2 separate regions of the Homo sapiens genome follow, and region 2 is linked to region 1. Evidence: chromatin contacts called from ENCODE Hi-C or POLR2A ChIA-PET data. All regions are on one chromosome and are shown on one strand. The core of a region is the stretch at or near the end of the contact, and the rest is flanking DNA. Distances in the headings are between cores, read along the strand shown.

Evidence for each region. Hi-C counts contacts between places; a loop is a spot of excess contacts on that map. ChIA-PET counts read pairs that join two places held with the same protein, here RNA polymerase II (POLR2A). Pooled maps may share reads with other maps.
Region 2: a map of PC-9 shows a loop between it and region 1 (4-fold over the local background). The contact joins the enhancer-like site here to the promoter of PARD3B in region 1. A Hi-C loop is called at or near these places in 6 of 168 maps with a recorded cell type or tissue (Caco-2, PC-9, endothelial cell of umbilical vein and 3 more) and 4 of 50 pooled maps. POLR2A ChIA-PET finds 5 or more read pairs at or near these places in 2 of 52 experiments (AG04450 and PC-9).

The regions. Positions count from the first base shown.
Region 1 is chr2:204,544,088-204,547,912 of GRCh38, reverse strand. It overlaps PARD3B (par-3 family cell polarity regulator beta), which reads right to left and starts at 2,438. Exons shown (of 23, transcript NM_001302769.2): 1 at 1,794-2,438. The coding sequence starts at 1,913. RefSeq lists a silencer at 2,402-2,451.
Region 2 is chr2:204,663,936-204,667,739 of GRCh38, reverse strand. All of the region lies in intron 1 of PARD3B (par-3 family cell polarity regulator beta), which reads right to left. Among named protein-coding and RNA genes, the nearest start is that of PARD3B, 120 kb to the right of the region's middle. RefSeq lists an enhancer at 2,445-3,012. Within about 2 kb of position 2,284, at least 4 of the 41 ENCODE cell types and tissues checked have a DNase peak (open chromatin) inside an H3K27ac peak, as active enhancers do; they include PC-9, where a contact is called at or near this core.

The DNA.
Region 1 (3,825 bases), core at 1,189-3,688:
ACTACATTGTTCTGTGATATTATAAGTTACGTTTCCATTCCAGAATGTCAATATTTTAACACCTTTTAAGATCAAATTATAGTGAATTAAATATCAGCTGGTTAGTTCTCTTCATGTTATTTACAAGCTTGTAGTTTATCTCTTACTTGGATAGCCCCCTGTACTAAACTTCTAAATATACAAGATTTGAGGGCATAAATTATTTAATAGTTAAAAAGTAACTTCAATTTGGTAAGACAATCCCTCAATGAGATCTATTTCAATAATCTGTCTGGAGTAATGTTGTTACTATTAATCTTAGCTCACTTTCAAAAGTTAGTGAAATATGATTTAATAGACAATTGGTTACTTGTTTAAACATCAGTTAACTGAATTACATGATTTAAACAGCAAACACTATTTTAACAATGGCAAACACATATGCACGTGCACACACACACATAACATTGCAGTTGATTTTCACACAGCTTTATAAACCACTTTAATTTTTTCCCTCCTCCACCTCAATTCCATCAGTAAAGAGTTCATCTTTAGGGGTTATATTTAATATATTAATAGACCTTTCATTGTACTCTCCTCCAGTTCTTGAGTATCCAAAGCAATATGCACATGTATCTGTCCAGAGCTGAATTTTTTTTCTGTATAATAATTCTTCATGGAGGCAAAGAAGGTGCAAGTATTTTCTTAAACCCCTAAGCTATACACTTGTAAGAAACAATTACTTTTATGCTTTGGATAACCGATAAGAAGTTAAAAGAAATTAAAACTTACGTTTTTCCATCACTAGATTGACCAACCCACTATTTTAGTCACATGGCACGAGACCAAATATTAAGAGAACCATTGGCCGCTAAAACAAGAATTTGTGACTTGCCCTGTTTGAGGAGCATTTGGGACATACAAAATGTTCCATGTGAAGATTCAAAAAATTAAAAGGTTATTCAATGCCTTCCTTTAAAAGTTTCACTGAGGAAGTCCCAGAGGCCCAATGTTACCCAAATACTTGGCATAAGTTCTAGTGCCAGATATTTTCTCAACATGTATTGCACACTTAAAAAAAATTGTCACTTAATTTATACTTGTTCCTGACTTCAGCTACAGAGCTAGGAACGTCTTTCTCATTTTAATAGTCACTCAGGACCTGACAACAGCCCACACACATAGTAAATGGTCATAGAATCTGTGACATTAAACTGAAAACACTCAAAATGTAGACAGGTTGGCTAAGCAAACAGCATGCTCCCACCTGTGTTCCTGCCCAAGTCACTGAGACAGGGCAGCTCACAAGGCTGAAACTCCAAAGGCCCCATCAGTTGTAACTTCCGAGTATGTGTCACTTGCACAATCAACTTTCTAACTCCAAGGAGCCTAAGTGAGGCGGGCCTTAATGGGTCAAAAATCACACTTAGGTGAGCAGCACCTTTTAAGACGTTCCCTCAAACAAGTTCTAAACCAGTGGTTCTCAAACTTCAGTGGGCATTCCAATCACCTGGGGATCTCGTTAAAGAGCAGATCCTGAGTCGGTGGGTTTGGAGAACTGCCCATATTGGGCAGTTCTAAGAAGCTCCCAAGAGATTCCAATGCTGCAGGTCCACTCACGACCCTCGGAGCTCAAGGCCCACAAACACCCAAAGACACCCACATCACTGATATTAGCAATAGACAACAGCTGCAGCTACAGGCAGTGCCCCATAATCCCCTGGGTTTTCTGCATCCCCTGAGTGTCGCCACCGGGTCGCACCTGGCAGGTGCCTTGGCTGCAGCCGCGCCCCACTCCTCCGCGCCGCGCTCACCTTCTCCCGGGTCTTCAGGTACCGCTGCAGCGCCTGCTGGGTGAGCTCGCCGACGCGCAGCTGGCCCTCCTTGCAGGGCACCACGATGCCCGTCCTGCCGAAGCACACGGTCACTTTCATCCTGGCCCCCGGCGACCACGCCGGGCCGGGCCGAACAGGTGTCTGACCCCGCGGGCGCAGCCCCCACTCTCGGAGGACGCCCGGGGCGGGTGGGCCCAGAGACCCGGGGCGCCGCTCCCCGGAACACCCTGAGGCCCGGAGGCTCGCGGCAGCGCCCCTTCCACCTGGCCAGGCGGCAGGTGGCGGGAATCGGGGAGGGGCGGCCGCGGAAAGGGGTTACCTCCCAGGTGCCCGGCGGCCCGGGACGCGGCAGCTCCGCGGCACCGGCTCCTCCTCCTCCTCCTCCCGCTCCTACTCCTGCCCGGCCCAGGCGGCTGCTCCGCGCCCACCAAAGCGAAACTGCCGGCCCTGCCCTGTCGCTGGTCCTGGCCCTGGCCCTGGCCCTGGCGGCGTTGGCAGGGCCGGCCCCAAGCCGGGGGCTGGAGTGGGCGGCGGCGGCGGCGGCGCACGGGGCCAGAGTTGGGAGGAAACTTTTGCGCCGGCTCCCAACTCCTCTGCGGCGCCCGCGCTCTGGGCTCCTGCGGTCCCGGCGACGGCCTGGGCCCGGCTCTTAAAGGGGCCGCGGCGCTCCCGGGCCCCGCCGCACGCTGGGCGACGACGTGCCCCGGCCCTGCGGGCCAGTAACTGGAGCCCGGGAGCCTCGTCTCGTCACCTGGGTCTCTCCCTGGCTCTCTCCCTCTCGCACGCATGCACACGGAGCTCTGGGGAGTTGTAAGGGGACCTGAGGGCTACACGCTCGAGGATTGAAACCGGATCTCAGAAAGAACACCCGAGGGAAGAGCGAGGAGACTGCAGAGCTGCGCCCTTCACAGGAGGGGACTGCAGCAAGATGCAAAAGGAGCCCAGGAGCAGGTGCTTCTAGTCACGCCCACCAAAAACACCCAAGGGGCGAGGCTGCCGGGTGCGGAGATGCAGGAGTGCCCCGAGGGCCTGTTAGGAACTCGCCTTAAGCACAGCCCGTGCCGCTGCCATCAGGAGCCCTGGGATAGCAGAGCTGAAGCGAACCTTGGAGAGAACGCGCCAGTGGAAACTTTTCCTTTTACAGACCCTCGAGGACACTGAGTATTTGGCCAAAGGTCACACCCAAGACCCAGATATGATCGCGTGTGTTGACACATAGCCTTCTGGAATGCGACTACCGTTGTGCATTTTATTAGGAAAAAAAAAAGTTAACACCCTTAGGCTCATGATTTGGCAGGTGTGTATCCATCACCAATTGAAATGGGAATATGTGGGGGAAACCAACAAATTACGTTAGTTTCATTCTTAGCTCTCATGTAAATGAGCTCCTTTGAGCTTAACAACTACCCGGTAGGTAGATATTATTCTTCGCATCTTGTGCATCAAGAATGGTGCTCGGAGAGGTCAAGAGACTGAGCAGACCATGGTGTTAGTTCTGTTGAAAAGAACTCAGGTCTTCTGAGCTCAATCTCTGGTCTCTCCCTGCAGTTTTCTTAGCCATCCAGTTCATCCAGCAAGACCCTCAGGGCTGCATCATGTGTTTCTCTACAGAAGGATGTGCTCCTATGTGGACACACTTAAATTGAACGTGAATTGCCTAGGATGGTATGATAATGCAGAGGAGATTAAATTCATGGGTTTCAAGAGGTTTTTTAAAAAAATAAATTTTAGCTCATTCATACATTCAGTAAGTATATATTGGTTGTCTTCTATGTATAGAAAGTCAGTGGCAAACCAAGAGGATCACGTAAACCAAGTCCATTGTAATTTGGTTGTAAATCCAATACAAACTAATTTACATTTAAATAAACCAAAGACAGAATTGATCACCTCATAAAATCAGAAGATCCAGAGGGCACTCCATTGAGGCAAGGTTGAAAGCAGGAACTCAAACTATGTCCTCAGGGGCCAGCTAGCTCTGTCCAGCTCTTAGCTCTATCTGTTCCTCAGT
Region 2 (3,804 bases), core at 1,035-3,534, 120 kb before region 1:
CTATGTGTGACTGCCTTTTTCACTATTTGTGACTCCCCCATGGAAGGCAGAGGCTCTCACACACACAAGCACACACATTCACATGCACACAAAAAATTAGACTAGAAGAGAGTCCATTATAAGATCTGTAACAAAGAAGAAAGCATGAGTGACAGAATGGGAAGGTGGAAAATGTGAGTCAAGTTCAGTATTTGCCTTAATTGAATGTGAGATGCCTCCAAGTGATCCAGGTAAAGAAGTCTAACAGGCAGCTAAAAATCTGGGACTGGAACTCAGAAGAGAGGTCAGACCTAGGACATACACATTGGTAAGTTATATGCATGGAGGTAATATTCAGAGTCAAGGAAAACACATGATATCTGAGGAATTTGAGGTAAAAAAAAATATTTAAGGTAAAAAAATTGAGTTTAAAAAAAACAAATATTTGAGCATTTGCCAACATCATGTATTGGGTGATTTCTATGCAGAGGCACTGAGCTTGCTGCAGTTACAGTAATGAACAAGGGAACACAGCCCCTGCTTTTATGAAGATTCCAGCCTAGTGAACTCTAATCAAAGAGAAATATCCCCAGTAATTTTAAGACCACTCCTAAGTAATTTTTATAACACCCATGATTAAGTCTTTCTGCCATTCTCTTGCCTTACCATGGCCTACTCAGCATTTCCTCATCCTCTCTCCCAGATGGGTATCCGGACATAAGCTGTCTCCCTTATATTCACACCATTCAATGCATATGTCCAGTTCTCAGTTTCCTTTGTCAATCAGCATCTTCTGCTCAGCCTTTACATCCAAATCCCTCAATGTTCACTCAGTCCTAGATACATGACTCTACTTTTCCATATCTCTGTTTTCTCTCCAGTAAGCTCATCTACCGCTAGGACTTTAACCTGGATGGCTCCCAAACACATTTCTACCATGACTTATTACTGAGGGCTCCAACCTTACATCTCAACATAGATGCCTAAACCTACATGCCCAAAACTGAGTGCATGGCATTCTACACCTTAGGTGTTTTTTTTTCATAGCAAATGGTGATAGTTTCCCACTTGTGTGAGCCAAAATTCTAGGATTCATCTATACCCCTCTCTATAACCCCCCTTATGATATCCATCGACAAATTCTATTGACTTTATCTTCTAAATCTATCTCAAGCTGTTCACTTCCCTTCACTCTTACAACTACTCTCTGGGCCAAGTTAACCATCATCTCTTGCTCTCACTACAGCAATAGCCACCTATTGGTTTCTCTACATCGACTCACTTTTCTCCAAATATTCCATGCCCTTCCTATAGTGACATATTTGGAGTCCTACTACTGCTTTAATCCAAAAAGCCCTTCTCCTTTGCTGAAATTACCTTTTATTTTTCCCTCTCTAGTTTAATATTAGAGAGTATCTCTCTAGGTCCAACCTTCATGACTCTTCATCTCACATATGAATCCTTCCTCAGTTCTCCAATTAGAATTAATTTATTATTCCATCGCACCCACCATTACCTTGTTCACATTTTGATTACATCTATTATTTCATTTTGCCTCTATGATTAGTTGCTTATTTGTTTCTTTCTCAAGAGCAGGGGCAATGTCTTCATCAACTTAAAATGCTTTACTCCCCCACTTGAGAGCCCAATCCATCATTATAAAGATTGCCTGGGCTCCACAGGCAGTCAAGTCCATTACTACTGGTGACTGCTGCATGGAAAAGATCATCATATTCAGACAAAGAATGGTTAGTACCAGAGTAAGTTCAAGAAGGAAAATTCATACCAGTAGGCATCAGGCAAACTCATTCATCATTCCATAAATAGTTACTGAACAGCTTTATACTCTGTGAGAGGACAATGTCACAGTCACAAACTCTTTAAAGTTTGCTATATCACATATACAGCCCAAGATATTCCTTGGAGCCCTCTAAAACTTGGTAAGAAGTACGCTAATCGATGCCTATGTTAGATCTCATTTATCCCACTAATTTCTAGTTTCTTGCAACCACAGCTTTCTTGTGAGAATACTTATAAAAATTACCAGTTAGAGGTCACAGACTGTGTCATCAAAAAGGGCCTTTCTTCTAATTACTTCATTTTACAGATGAGGAAATTGAGACCCAGATTTTACACACTCCCTGAGGTCACAAAATTGGCCAATGGCACAGCCAAGATCATAGCATGATTTCCCTGAGTCTTGGTCTAGTGAGTTGGGACTCAATGATCTGTGTAAAACAGAAGGGATCATAGGCGTGGATAATTGGAATGGCTGGAATTTTTCATCCACTGGTTGAGGAATGTGACTCACTCCCTCTAAAATAAGAAAATCTGCCATTGGGAGTGGGACCACAGCCCTGAACCAGATGCCACAGAAGAGCCACACCAGGAAGAGCATCCTTGTTCCTCTGGCAGAGCCCTTCTAGTCCTTTTAACAGGAGCCAAACAGCTTGAGGGTGGGTCATTCCCAGGCAGAGACCCCACCTATAATATGGTCAAAAGATATAGCTTATTATTTGAGGCTATCTCAACACCTTTCACAACTATATGCATATATTTGAGTCATTTTCTAAACCCTAAAATGGGAATATCTTATATTTTCTAAAGATTTTGAAAAGCTGAGATGAAAGAACAAAGACAAAAAAAAAAACAAAAACAAGAAAATCATAGCCACAAACATGATTACCACACTGCAGTATTCTGAAGAGCCACTCCCCACCACATTCTTAACATTCCTAAATCAGTACAAACATTTTCTCTACAGTCTTCATGAGAGCAACGGATTTGCTAAAACTGAACCTAGAAAATATTTACATATGCCAAAGTTCCTATTAAATGCTAGGCTTTTAAACTAATGCCCAACAAACATGGTAAAGAATGAGATGAAAGAAAAGGAGAGAGTGAGAAGACACTGATTATACCTCAAACTGTTTCAGGCTACCTCATCCTGTATGCATTCACTAATGAGCTCAGAAGAAAAATTCTGACTATTTCTGCTCTCTGACATTCACATAGCTTACAGAAAACTATTATCAGGAAATATAGCCAAAGAAATAAGCCCTGCTAATGAGTCCAAATTCTCAAAAGCTATTTGCCTATAAGTTCTTCAGAATAGATTTTACCAGAGCCAAAATGTGCTTAAAAGGAAATTTCCTTAAAACCCAGGATCCATTTTTAAGTGTGTGTAAATAAAAATATCCTTTTTATACAATGCAATGTCACTTACTATCATGTCAAACTGGAAAAAAAAATCAGCATTCAATATAGCAGACCAATGATCAAAACGTAACTAACTTTCAGGGAGGGTGGTAAGCATTTAGTTATGCCCCGTCTGGCAAAAATTTTATTTGCTTTATGTTACTTGCAGGCCACAACTTCTCCAGCTCATCTGGTGCATGCAAACACAACAGACACTCCCAGATGAAAATAATATATGGTTTCTCCATTACTTGAAAAACAAAAAAGACTAGTATCTGAGAGCAAGCAATTGATGCTCTATTCCATATTCAATCTTATCACCCCAAATATTTTCTGCCTTGTCATCTATTTTTGAGATTTGAGTTAAGAATGAAGGTTCTCAGAATAAAACCTATCCACTGGCATTACTACCCAACATATATGTAAGCTATTAGACAGTCATGGGGTTAGAACATATCCAAGCCACAGTATTAGCCTCAGGTCATAAATCAAATAAAAATCCCACCCAATTAAGGGCCCTATTCTTTGAACAATATGAGTTTACTGTCATGTTTGGATACTGAAAAGAGTTTTTGCAATCTGTTTCTCATCTGCTGTCCATTACTTGTACACTTAAAAAATGTGTTT